2 separate regions of the Homo sapiens genome follow, and region 2 is linked to region 1. The links are chromatin contacts, found by Hi-C or POLR2A ChIA-PET in ENCODE. All regions are on one chromosome and are shown on one strand. The core of a region is the stretch at or near the end of the contact, and the rest is flanking DNA. Distances in the headings are between cores, read along the strand shown. Region 1 holds the start of LINC02357 (long intergenic non-protein coding RNA 2357). Region 2 overlaps LOC124900690 (a long non-coding RNA gene).

Evidence for each region. A loop is a pair of places that touch in the nucleus more often than their neighbours do. ChIA-PET counts read pairs that join two places held with the same protein, here RNA polymerase II (POLR2A). Pooled maps may share reads with other maps.
Region 2: a loop to region 1 is called in a pooled map, with 2.1 times the contacts of the local background. The contact joins the enhancer-like site here to the promoter of LINC02357 in region 1. A Hi-C loop is called at or near these places in 1 of 168 maps with a recorded cell type or tissue (CD14-positive monocyte) and 3 of 50 pooled maps. POLR2A ChIA-PET finds 5 or more read pairs at or near these places in 1 of 52 experiments (activated T-cell).

What each region holds. Positions count from the first base shown.
Region 1 is chr4:26,067,440-26,073,693 of GRCh38, forward strand. It overlaps LINC02357 (long intergenic non-protein coding RNA 2357), which reads left to right and starts at 3,315. Exons shown (of 3, transcript XR_925506.3): 1 at 3,315-4,581.
Region 2 is chr4:26,215,151-26,221,404 of GRCh38, forward strand. All of the region lies in intron 1 of LOC124900690 (a long non-coding RNA gene), which reads right to left. It also overlaps a transcript of RBPJ not described here. Among named protein-coding and RNA genes, the nearest start is that of RBPJ, 100 kb to the right of the region's middle. RefSeq lists an enhancer at 3,020-3,079. Within about 2 kb of position 3,498, at least 7 of the 41 ENCODE cell types and tissues checked have a DNase peak (open chromatin) inside an H3K27ac peak, as active enhancers do; they include CD14-positive monocyte, where a contact is called at or near this core.

The sequences.
Region 1 (6,254 bases), core at 2,065-4,564:
AGACAGAGGTGCAAGGGAAGTCAGGAAAAGTGTCCCAGAAAAGGTAACCCCAGAGCTGAGTTTTTTTTTGTGTTTTTTTTTTTTTTTTGAGGCAGAGTCTTGCTCGACCCAGGCTGGAATGCAGTGGGTGCGATCTCGACTTCATGCAACCTCCACCTCCCAAGTTCAAGCAATTCTCCTGCCTCAGCCTCCCGAGTAGCTGGGATTACAGGCGCCCACCACCACGCCCTGCTAATTTTTTTATTTTTAGTAGAGACGGGGTTTCAGCATGTTGGCCAGGCTGGTCTTGAAATCCTGACCTCGGGTGATCCACCCATCTCAGCCTCCCAAAGTGCTGGGATTATAGGCATGTGCTACCACTTCCAGCTCTGAGTCTTAGGAAGTAGGGAGTGGGAAGAAACTGCATTACAGGTGGCAGCTTCAGCACAGACAAAGGCAAGAGAGGCGAGAGTACACGAGGGCATTTGGAGAACTGCTAACAGCTGAATATAGCTGGAGGGTAGAGTGAGGGTAGAGTGAGAGAAAGAGCCAGGCCTGGAGAAGTAAGAAGAGGGCAGGTCCAGGAAGCATCATTTGAACCATGTACCAAAGGTAAGGGGAACTGCTGAGGCATCTCAAGGTGAGCGAGAGTGTCGGCCTGACCTTCAAAACTTTCCTCTGCCTGCTTTTGGGAAGACTGGATTAGAGGGGCTGAAGTTAGGGGCCGCTCAGTTTATTTTTAGATGAGGAGCTTCCTGGGTCCCAGCAAGCCTCACTGCCTGGGACCCCATAGCGGGAGGCTGTCCCTAGGATTCAGATGATCCATGCAGGGCATTTCAGAGGCCAGGGAGTCACAGAGCCATACAGCCCTGGGGATGCGAAGCAGGCACCTTGAAGAAGGCCACCAGCACATGGAGTAAAGGGGAAAGGAGGCTGAAAGTTCAAGAGGGGTGGTCTAAGACAGACCCACACAGACATCTTTTCCCTGGGATCAGTCTGCTATCTCTTCACCAGGCCATTAGTTCTCAGCCTTTCTCCTGTTGAACATAGAAGGCACATGACCTTTGCCAGCAGGACCCATGTCTTTGATACACCCAGGGTCATACACACTCCCTGGAGCCACCAGTACTTGCAACTGAGAGTGACATTCACAGAGGGATGACCATGAACTCACTTTAATTTACAAAATAAGTAATTCACACAAAACCATTGATGTCTTCTCCATTGTTAGAAGTAGACTATAGGCTTGGAAGTCAGACAATCTCAGATTCCCATTCTGACCCCCTCACTTATAGGCTGTGTGGCGCTGGGTGAGTTACTTACCCTCTTTGAGTCTTAGCATTCTCATCTGCAGAATGGGTATGATAATAGAACTCCTATGCTGGAGGGTCCGTTAGGATTGGATCTGATTATGCAAACTAAATGCTTGGCAATGTGCCTGCTAATGGTAAATACTCAGTAGGTGATAACTGCCTTATTATGAATATTTTCTTATTCTTGTCATTAGCAATATGCCTCACGGCCGATGGGAGCACACCTGTGGGTAATAACACCGTGGCTGCCTCTTAGCCTATTAGAGAAAGGAAAACCATTTACTCCTAATTGGTTCACCTTTGTCCTTGAAAGTCATCATGCTGTGTTTTTTTTTTTTTTTAAAACATGCTGTAATTGAAAATTCAGTCTAATTCACCCAGCCCTCCCCTCCGTTCCCAATCAGTGGGACTTTTGCTGGATAGGGAACTGGGTTGTTCATAGGTTCTAAGCCAAAACCCAGCTTTAATTTCCTATTATAGGCCTGTCCTTTTTAAGATATGCTGGATGAAAACAACATCAGTGGTGGGGCAGAAGGAGCTAGGAATGGCCTCCTGTGCATTGACAGGGGAAGTATTCAGTCCCGTAACAATCTTTCAGCAGCCCACATACCTGGGCTCCATGTGGCTTGTACTCTCTGCCTCTCCAAGAAGCTGTTTCTCTTCACCACCCGTAGGGGGCAGAAATACCTTGATTAGGGCCCCCTCTAACAGTGTTTCCATCTGAATAAATGGGAATGCTGCCCGCTCAACCCTACAAGAATTTAATTAGTTTGGTTGTTGGCAGGTCCCCCAAAGATGAAAAGAGCAAGAGATTCCACTGTCTCATCCAAGCCAGTGTCCTCTCCGGCCCAGACCCAGTCAAGAGCCCCCTAACTAGTCCTGCTAAGTAAGCCCACTCTGACCCCGCCAGCACATTCTATGATAGAGAGATCCATTTAAAAATGCAATCTCATTCCATCACTTCCCTTGTCAAGCATTCTCAATCGCTTTCTCAATCAATGCTAGGACTCAGATTTTAGCCCCCAGGGCCCACGTCTGGCTTCTGCTGGCTCGTCCAGCCTCATCCAGGCCCTTTCTGCCTTTCTGTGCCCAGTCACACCAGGGCTTAGGCAGTCCTTTGAGTGTGGGGAGCTCCTGCCCACCTCTGCCTAGCTGGCATCTTTGCTGGGAGACCATATCTTCCTTCCCCACCTCCCACCTGTACTCAACTTTGCTCCTATGTTCTCAAGGTTTCTTATTTTTCTCCCCTGTGGGCTTACCCCTGCCTCCCCCAGTGGGATATCAGCTCCATGAGGGCAAGAACTGTGTTTTATTTACCTCTTCATTCCCAGTACTGACCACGGTGCCTGAGCGGCATGTAATAGAGAGTTGACAAACTTTTTAAAAATGACAATCTTTTTTTTTTTTTTTTTTTTTGAGACAGAGTTTCGCTCTTGTTGCCCAGGCTAGAGTGCAATGGCATGATCTCGGCTCACCACAACTTCCGCCTCCTGGGTTCAAGCAATTCTCCTGCCTCAGCCTTCCGAGTAGCTGGGATTACAGGCATGCACTACCACGCCCGGCTAATTTTGTATTTTAGTAGAGACTGGGATTCCTCCATGTTGGTCAGGCTGGTCTCGAACTCCCGACCTCAGGTGATCCGCCCGCCTTAGCCAAAATGCTGGGATTACAAGTGTGAGCCACCACACCCAGCCTCAAAAATGGCAATCTTTTATTATATTGGAATTGCACATGAAGAGCTCTGTTTTTGCCAAGGGAGATGGAGTGGAAGTTGGTTTATCCATTTGATTGCTGTAGACTCAATTATTCAAAGGGCAAATGCAGATCTGCCTATTCCTTCAGAATATTATGCTGTCAGGAGTTATTTCCCTTAATCTTAATGTTCCCTTTATGTCCTTCAAACTCCTTCTCAATTAGAAGATGCTGTTTATTACTTCCTTATCCATGAAGCCTCAGGCTTCTTTGGTGGTTATTATGTCACAGAGAGGAATCTTGTCAAAATCAAATGGAATGGAGGCAATCGGGGGAAAACGATTTTATTTTTCATCTGATTACCATCATTTTCTCTCTCTCTCTCGGGTCTAAGAGTGGGATGGATGTAGGAAGAGGAAGGAGTTGTCCTAATATGGGTTACTGAAATGTTATTGGCCCATGTTAAATACAGAAATGGAGGGTTTAGAAATGTTTAAGGTGATTTTACTTTGCCACAGTGTCCAAGCACCTGATCAATGATCCTGTCTTGATGAAGAGGGCAGTGGTGAGCATTTGGGGTGCTGTTGAATTTGTGTGGTGGCTCACACACACTAGGACCACATATCCTCCCTCAAAATTTTGGAAATTTTAAAAAACTCATCCTTAACTGCAGAGAGTTTATAAAATATGTTGTCAAAGATAACATAGCCCTAGTCACATGGTAAGGAAAAGCCAACATTCAAGAAATGCTTGGAAACTGAGAAATGTTAAAGGCAGGAGTACAAAGGAGGTGAAGAGAATGGTCACTGTAGGTTGAGGTGAAACAGGAAGTCGATCCTTGGAGATGAATCCTCAGAGGGTCTTGAAAAAAAAAGTTGGCAAATATTAAGGGGTAGAAGGATGTTTCAAGAGAGAGGAAGCCGTGAGCGAAGGCATGGAGGCCTATGCAGAAGATGTGAAGGCCATGCACATTATTTGCTGATTGAAATAGAAAGGTCAAGAGTCTGGGTTCTACCATTTGGCAACCGTCCTAATGATAATTGATTCAAGTAAGAACACTAATGGATGCTAAGGAGTGGGCAAGTTTGAGAAATAACAGACTATTTAGATAGTCTCAAAGTATCCGCCCTCCAGATTCTTAATGACAAAGCAAAACTAATAACCCTCCAATGATAAAACCTAGCAGATACCACCTTAACTAACTGATCAGTTAGTGTTACAAGAGATGAGAAAAATCCACAGCATTTGCCTCCTGATGTGATGCACTGGGGAAAACACAACAACACAACATCATATTTGTGTTATTCCTGCAAAAAAAAAATAGCATAACCTAAATCTACTCATGAGGAAACATCACGCAAATGTCACTTGAAAAACATTCTACAAAATAGCTGGTCCGTATTCTTCAAAAATGTCAATATCATGAAAGACAAAGATTGAGGAAGTGTTGCAGATTAAAGGAGACTGCAGACACGTGACAACTGAATGCAATGCATGATGTGGGATTATCTTTTGCTTTAAAGCAAAATGCTGTTCTTTAAAGGACAGTATTGGGACAATTGGTGAAATCTGAATAAGGCCTGTTTACTAGATAAAGGTATTGTATCAATGTTAATTTCCTGAATTTTGTCATTGTACATTCAGAGAATGTTCTTATTTTTAGGAAATACACACTGAAATATGTAAAGGGACATTGTGTCTCAAACAGTTCAGAAAAAATATAATACTAGTGAGGATGCAGATGTGGAGATAGATCGAGATACAGGATAAAGCAAAGTGATAAAATGTTAACATTGGGGGAATCTGGGTGAAAAGTATGTAGGCCTATGAGAATTATTTTTATTATTCATGTAACTTTTCTGTGAGTCTAAAATTGTATCAAAGTTTAAAGTTAGGCTGGGTGTGGTGGCTTATGCCTATAATCCCAGCACTTTGGGAGGCTGAGGCAGGCAGATCATTTGAGGTCAGGAGTTCGAGACCAGCCTGGTCACCATGGTGAAACCCCATCTACTAAAAATACAAAAATTAGCCAGGCATGGTGGCATGTGTCTGTAATCTCAGCTACTTGGGAGGCTGAGGCACGAGAATCGCTTGAACTTGGGAGACAGAGGTTGCAGTGAGCCGAGATCGTGCCACTGCACTGCAGCCTGTCTCTAATAATAATAATAATAATAATAATAGTAAGTTAAAGGAAGAGAAGAGAGCCATTAGGCTCTGGTCCCTTCTTTGCTCTGTATAAATGTGTAATTTTGGCTAAGTCTCTGCACCCCTGGGTCTCCTCCTGCCCTTCCAGTTGGAGGCCTCGTGGCTTGCCTTTCTTGTTCTGCCTCCTCCCAGCTAATTTCCAGATTGACACCTTGTCTCCTCTTCCTGAGTCAATGTTTCTTTCGCACTGCGCCCTGATAGCTGATCTCTTTGGCTTAATGCCCCTTGAGATCTGGGCCACCATGGAGGTTTTTGTCCAGCATCCAGGACATTTTTTGCCGACTTGGGCTTGTACTCCAAACACATCAAGGTAATTCACATTTATTGAAGTCCTACTCTGTGCCAGCACTGCTCTTGATCTTTTCAATAACCTAAAAGGTAACTTCTCCAATGTGTGTGGTCTACTCTCACTATTATCTCCACACAAATTTCAGTGGCTCCAAAGCCCTACTTCCTTGATCAGAGAAAGTTCAATATTTAGTGGATCATACCTTCATATGAGAAAACTCAGGACCACCTAAACACGGATCCTACTTGGTTGTCCACTTATAGCTATGGATCACAGAGCTAGGATTTTTGGCTTCAAGTCCTCAATGTTCTATTGAAGGGGTCACTCAGGGTTCCAGCTGTCTCCATTTCTTGGGTACCATCAGAGCTGAACCTCAAAGCTAGATATCTTGTCACCTGTGAAATAAAGAGGAAAATGCAGGCCTGGTGTGGTGGCTCATGCCTATAATCCCAGCACTTTGGGAGGCCAAAGAGGGAAGATCGCATGAGGTCAGGAGTTCGAGAACAGCCTGGCCAACATGGTGAAACCCCGTCTCTACTAAATATACAAAAATTAGCCAGGTGTGGTGGCAGACGCCTGTAATCCCAGCTACTTGGGAGGCTGAGGCAGGAAAACCAATTGGACCCTGGTGGCTGAGGCTTCAGTGAGCCAAGATGATGCCATTGAGCTCCAGCCTGGGTGACAGAGTGAGACCCTGTCTCAAAAAAAAAAAAAAAAGAGGAAAGTGCTCTTTTCATGTTACAATCAGTTGCAGTCGATGTGAGGGGGTCCCACAA
Region 2 (6,254 bases), core at 2,248-4,747, 150 kb after region 1:
AGGGAGAGAAGGAGGATAGGGAAGGAGGAAGGAAGGAAGGAAGGAAAAAGAGAGAGAAAGAAAGAGAAAAAGAGAGAAAAGAGAGAAAGAAAGAAAGTAAGAAAGAAAGGAAGGGAGGGAGGAAAAAGAGAGAGAAAGAAAGAGAAAAAGAGAGAGAAAAGAGAAAGAAAGAAAGAAAAAGAGAGAGAGAAAGAAAGAAAAAAAGAAGGAAGGAAGGAAGGAAGAAGGGAGGGAGGGAGAGAGGAAGGAAGGGGGGGGAAGGAAGGAAGGGAGGGAGGGAAGGGGACGACTACATCAAAGAGGGACAAAAACAACTGGAAAAGGAACAAATTTCAGGGAGAAAATCAACTCATATAAAGTTTGAAGGACTCTTACAGATGCTAAGCTATATTTGCTAAACGACTGAAATGTGCTTTTTAAATTCACAACTACCTATCTAGAAGTGAACGATTTTGCCGCAAGAATATTTCTGAGATTTCACAACACGTCCTGAGATAATAGGAGAAACACTGGAGTGTCACGAAAACAGGGTGGCAGATCACACACTCTCACGCTAGGGACCCTCCTCAAAGCAGAGAGCGACACCCATAAATTGGAGGTGCCTCTAGAAATGGCTAACCTTCAGCACCTCTCAGTTCATCTCCCCACTCCCGCCTCCCGCATCCCTCTCACCTCCTTGCCAGTCTCTGGATTGAATTTGTTCAGTGCCGGGCAGCACATTGGGGGTGAGGGGCATGGCACTGCATTGGCTTTCTAGGGCTGATGTAACAAATTATCACCAGCTGAGTGGCTTAAAACAACAGAAATTTACTCTGTCAGAGTTCTGGAGACCAGAAGTCTGAAATCACGGTGTCATCAGGGCCACCCTCCCTATCGCCAAAGACCCCGGGGGAAATTCAGTTCCTTGCCTCTTAGCTTCTAGTGGCTCCATGTGCTTTTTGGCTCATGGCTGCAAGGCTTTAATCTCTGCAGCCACCATCACATGGCCTTCTGCTCTGTGTCTCAAATCTCCCTCTGCCTTTCTCTTGGTTTTAAGGCTCACCTGGATAATCTAAGATGACTTTATCAGGATATCTTTAAGTTAATTACTCCTGCAAAGACTCTTTTTGCAAATAAGGTCACATTCCCAGGGACTAGAAGAACATATCATTTGGGAAGGGGGCCACCATTCCACCCACTACAAGTAATGAATGAGAGATTTGCTCCCTCTTCTCATGGAATAGTAACTGAGACCCAAAGGGTAAATGTGAATAAGCACAGTGAAGGACAGAGGGAAAGCTTCCAGAGATGCTGGCAGGTTTGAAAACCTTGAAGAGAAAGCATGGAACATCCGAGGATTTCCACCAAGCTAGAAATGGGGCAAGGTGAAGCCAGAGGGGTGGGGTTGGGCCAGGTCACTGAGGGCTTCCTAAGCTCTGGGGTGATGTTTGGACTTGGAGACAGTGGGGAGCTCCTAGAGGGTTTTAAATAGGGGAGGATTGAGGGCGAGCATAGTGGCTCATGCTTGTAATCCCAGCATTTTGGGAGGCTGAGGCTGAGGTCTGGGTGGATCACTTAAGCCTGGGAGTTTGCGAGCAACCTAGGCAACATGGCAAAACCCCATCTCTACAAAATAAATACAAAAATTAGCTGGGTGTGGTGGTGCACACCTGCAGTCCCGGCTACTTGGCAGGCTGAGGTGAGAGAATTGCCTGAGCCCAGGAAGTTGAGGCTACAGTGAGCCATGACTGCACCACTGCACTCCAGCCTGGGCAACAGAGTAAGACACTGTCTTAGTCAATCAGTCAAGGAGGATCATGACCAGGTGTGTCTTTGAAAAAAATTACACATGTGCTTTGTGGAGAATGGATGTGAAAGGGGAAAACTGAGGGTAGACAAGTCAGATAAGGTGCTCTTTGAGATTCTAGGCAAAACATGGAGGTGGTTTGGACTAGATGGCTGGCAGAGGTAGAGTGGAATGGGTAGGTCAGAACCACCAAATGTTACTGAACCTTGTCTCTCCCAACCAGAGATTTAATTACTCACATTGACAAAGGCAATATGTAAAGACCATGCCTTAATGTGGCCTGGTAAAACCATGTCAAAAGGGACTCAAACTTTATCAATTATTCTGAAAGGCTGCAAGATGATTTTTTAGGAGGATAAATGAAAGCTTATACTGATGGGTGCTGAACTCACCCTGAAAATGCCCCTTCCTTTTCCATTCAGCTGTGTGCTCCTGTGGCATTGAAGAGCAGCACCAGTGTCATGTGGAGGTTTTAATGGCCTCTGCTTGGAATATGTGGATGTGAGGTTGCTGCAAGTATTCTCATTCTGGTATTTTTATGGCCTGAGCTATTTTAGCCAGGAGGATGCAAGCAGACCCCGAAAGCCCAATTACGTTTCTAGAATCTGAATGCCCAGCAACTTGGAAGGTCATGAGAAGCAGCTACCCCAGGGTTCAGAACTGTGAAGCGGCCTCCTGATTTGAAGGTAGAACATTGCCTCTTGGCAGCGCTGTTTGCACTCAATATAAAACCCAAAGTGGGTGGAAATGCTGCCCAGTTGGAAAAAAACAACAAAAATGCAAACCGAGTATTTGGAATTTTTATCCAATTCCTTCCACTATGACAAAAAAACTTCTAAATTCCCTCCCAAGATCCAACCTGCTATGTAGCTGGGGCTGTCTTCAGAGTCAGACCTGGGTTTGGACAGTCCCTGCGAAACAGGTCTTTAGATCTCTGTAGCTCCTACAGGGCTTCGCAAGTGCCAGAGACATAGACGTGTTCAGTAAACACTCGTGGATAAGAAGCTCTGCGCTCAAAGGTTTTGGAAAGAGAGAGGAAAAACAAAACAGACCGGGGCATTTCCACCTTATTAAAATGCAGCAGGACCGTCTTGCTAGGAGCAATGTTGATTTTCCACGAGCCCCGCACAGGGAACAAGAAGATCCAAGTCCCACTTCACATTGTTTCTCATTGTGTGACCTTGAGCAAACCCAGGGCCACAGTTTTGTCTTTGTTCATGTGAGGATCTGGGTTGGGAGACCCTATGCGAAGGCAATCAGGGTGCCGTTATCCACCCAGCTGTCGCCGGTGGGTACGTGCAAACACAGACTCTCTGTTGTTGATGGGGAAATAATCAGAGACAGATTCTCAGTGATGTAACCAAGAGAACCGAGCAGATGACTATAAAGACAGAAGTGAAAGTCCATTCCAGAACCGTGGCCGCCTGAGGAAACTCCCCAGGAGACACCCTGATGGGCACTGAGGAGCAAAATGCATGGTCCTGCTCACATCCCATCCCCTCTACCCCCCGAAGGGTACCTAATCCCCAAAGCACTAAAGTGTGAACATTCCTACCAGGACGTACTCATGGGTCAGACAGGGTCACAGCTCTGGAGCCTGCCATTCTACTGGTTCCTAGTTGGTCCTCTTGCCACACTGTTGTTATTACTGTTGTGGCTGTGGCTGTCGCTGTTGCTGTCTGTGCCAGGCGTGCAAATCCCCAAGGGCTGGGCCTTTCTTTTCTCCTGCCATACCCCCTCGGCCTCGCCACTGTGGTCCCCAGCCTGGTCTCTGCACACAGCAGGCATTCAATAACCACTCGCTGTTTAACCCTCATCATGGCAGGAAAATAAGCCGTGGCTGGGTGCTCAGAGCCTGGAATAGCATGTATGGGGGTGGGGCAGGGAGGGCACAGAGCCACGTGGAGCCAGGGCCCTAACGAGAAACAGGCCTCAGCACTGAGGAGAAATTGATTACCCTGCCTCTCAGTACCAGGCCTTCTCTCCAGAGCTCCTGCAAGAGACACAGACCTAGGGTGGAGGCCCCAGCCTGAGCCTCTTCAGGGCTATCCAGCCCCTAGTCCCCAGCATGGAAGCTAATGAGTGTATTTATAACCCACCTTGTCCCAAAAAGAATTACAAGCATTTTTCAAAAAGGGAAGCAATACCGTAAGAGGAAGTAAATTTAGAAGAAAAAAAATGAGTCAAAGGGAAATAAGGGCAGGATTGTTTTATGGTGGAAATTCAGGTTTGGGGTCAGATGGAGGGAGAACCAGTTCTGGACCCTTCGTTATGTCACCAGAGGAAGCTCTGCCCACCAGCCTACCAGCCACGAGTCTTATTGGGGGTGGCAAGGTTACCTGGGGATGATGATGTTTGTTGTTTTCTTAACCTCAAGCATGGTGATTGTGACAAGGATCAGGGCGGAATACTTGGAAAACATGGATCAGGACAGAAATACTTTGTGAATCAAGGAAAATATGTTGGTGCTATCTCCTGTCACTGAGGAATGGGATGGTTAAGCCTCCAGGCACTGGGGTAGAGGGATAAGAGTTCAAGTTCCAGTTCTGTAGCTGACTAGCTGCTTCTAACCTTCATTATTTAACTTCTCTAAGCTTCAGCTATACAAGAACTGAGTCGAGCATCCGAAGTCCCTATGAATAAAAAGTGAACGTGAACTCTTTGTGTAGCAAAGGCTGTCATAAGCATTTCCATATCTGAACCCCTTTAATACTGTTAAAAACCCCTGAGGTAGGTGGGTGCTGATATCATCCATATTTTGCAGACAAAGAAACAGGTTAAAATGACTAAATCCAAGTCACATTAACTGGTATATGGCAGAGTCAGGTTTTTTTTGTTGTTGTTGTTGTTTTTTTTTGAGACGGAGTCTCACTCTGTCACGCAGGCTGGAGTGCAGTGGCACAATCTCGGCTCACTGCAAGCTCCACCTGCCGGGTTCATGCCATTCTCCTGCCTCAGCCTCCCAAGTAGCTGGGACCACAGGCACCCACCACCACGCCCAACTAATTTTTTTTTTTTTTGTATTTTTAGTAGAGACGGGGTTTCACTATGTTAGCCAGGATGGTCTCTATCTGGTGACCTCGTGATCAGCCCGCCTTGGCCTCCCGAAGTGCTGGGATTACAGGCGTGAGCCACCCTGCCCAGCCAGAGCCAGGGTTTAAAGCAAGGGACTCTTCTTCAGAGTTTGTGCTCTGAGCCACTACTTTACACTATGTACATGCTCAGTAAATGATAGCTACTACTATAATAGGCAGGGCTAGTTAATATGCAGATGAGCTGTAGTAATATTTAGTTGACTACCTGGAGCATAGAAATTTATATTGTACCTGCAAAGATGTATGTGTGCATTTTGAACTTGGATAGTTTCTGCCTGATTGCACCTCAAAAAGCTATTGCAATAGTCATTCTCCCTAGCAATGTCTGAGACCTAGGTTTCAAAGGCACCAAAATGTATCTTATACTGCAACATAAAATTTGTTTAATTTACCAAATACCTACTGGGCTCCTACAATGGGCCAGGCATCATTGTAGGCACTTGGGGTATATTAGTGAACAAAAAGGACAAAAATCCATGCCCGGACAGAGTTTATATGTTTGGTGGGTTTCGGTTACTTTGTTGCAAAACAGGTCTTGAACTCCGGTCACAGCATCGCTTGCCTCTCCCTGGGTCCCACTCATAAAGAATTTAGAACTGAAGGATTCAGACTGAACAATCATTCCCTGAGCTCTGAAGGGCTAAGTGTCCATTATGTCACAGAGCCTCCAAGCTCTTCTCATAGGAATACTGCTAGTATAATCATCCCTATCTCCACAGATGAGGAACCAGAGGCTCGAAGAGTTAAGGTGTTTGTTCCAGATGACCCACCCAGGGCTAAGGGACAGAGCCAGGAGCTGCGCTCCCCTGGCCTGAGGTCCAGGATTTATTTCACTGCACCGCAGTGGTGAGATCACTATGAGGAAATTCATCTGGGGCCCAAACACATATTTTGGCCCTTAATCCTATAGCATCTACTGATTGCATCATCCATTTGGAACTCAGAATATGTTTGCCCTGATTCTTATTTTTGTGTGTATACGTACTCATTAATGTATAACTAGGACAAATATTATTAAAATATTAATATCCACAATCTTCCCCTTCTTCTTAAATAGTTTTTTGTTTTGTTTTGTTTGAGACGGAGTCTCGTTCCGTCGCCCAGGCTGGAGTGCGGTGGCGCGATCTCGGCTCACTGCAACCTCCGCCTCCTGGGTTCACGCCATTCTCCTGCCTCAGCCTCCCAAGTAGCTGGGACTACAGGCGCCCGCCACCACGCCCGGCTAATTTTTTGTATTTTTAGTAGAGACGGGGTTTCACCGTGTTAGCCAGGATGGTCTCCATCTCCTGACCTCGTGATCCACCCGCCTCCGCCTCTCAAAGTGCTGGGATTACAGGCAGGAGCCACCGTGCCCGGCCTTAAATAGATCTTAA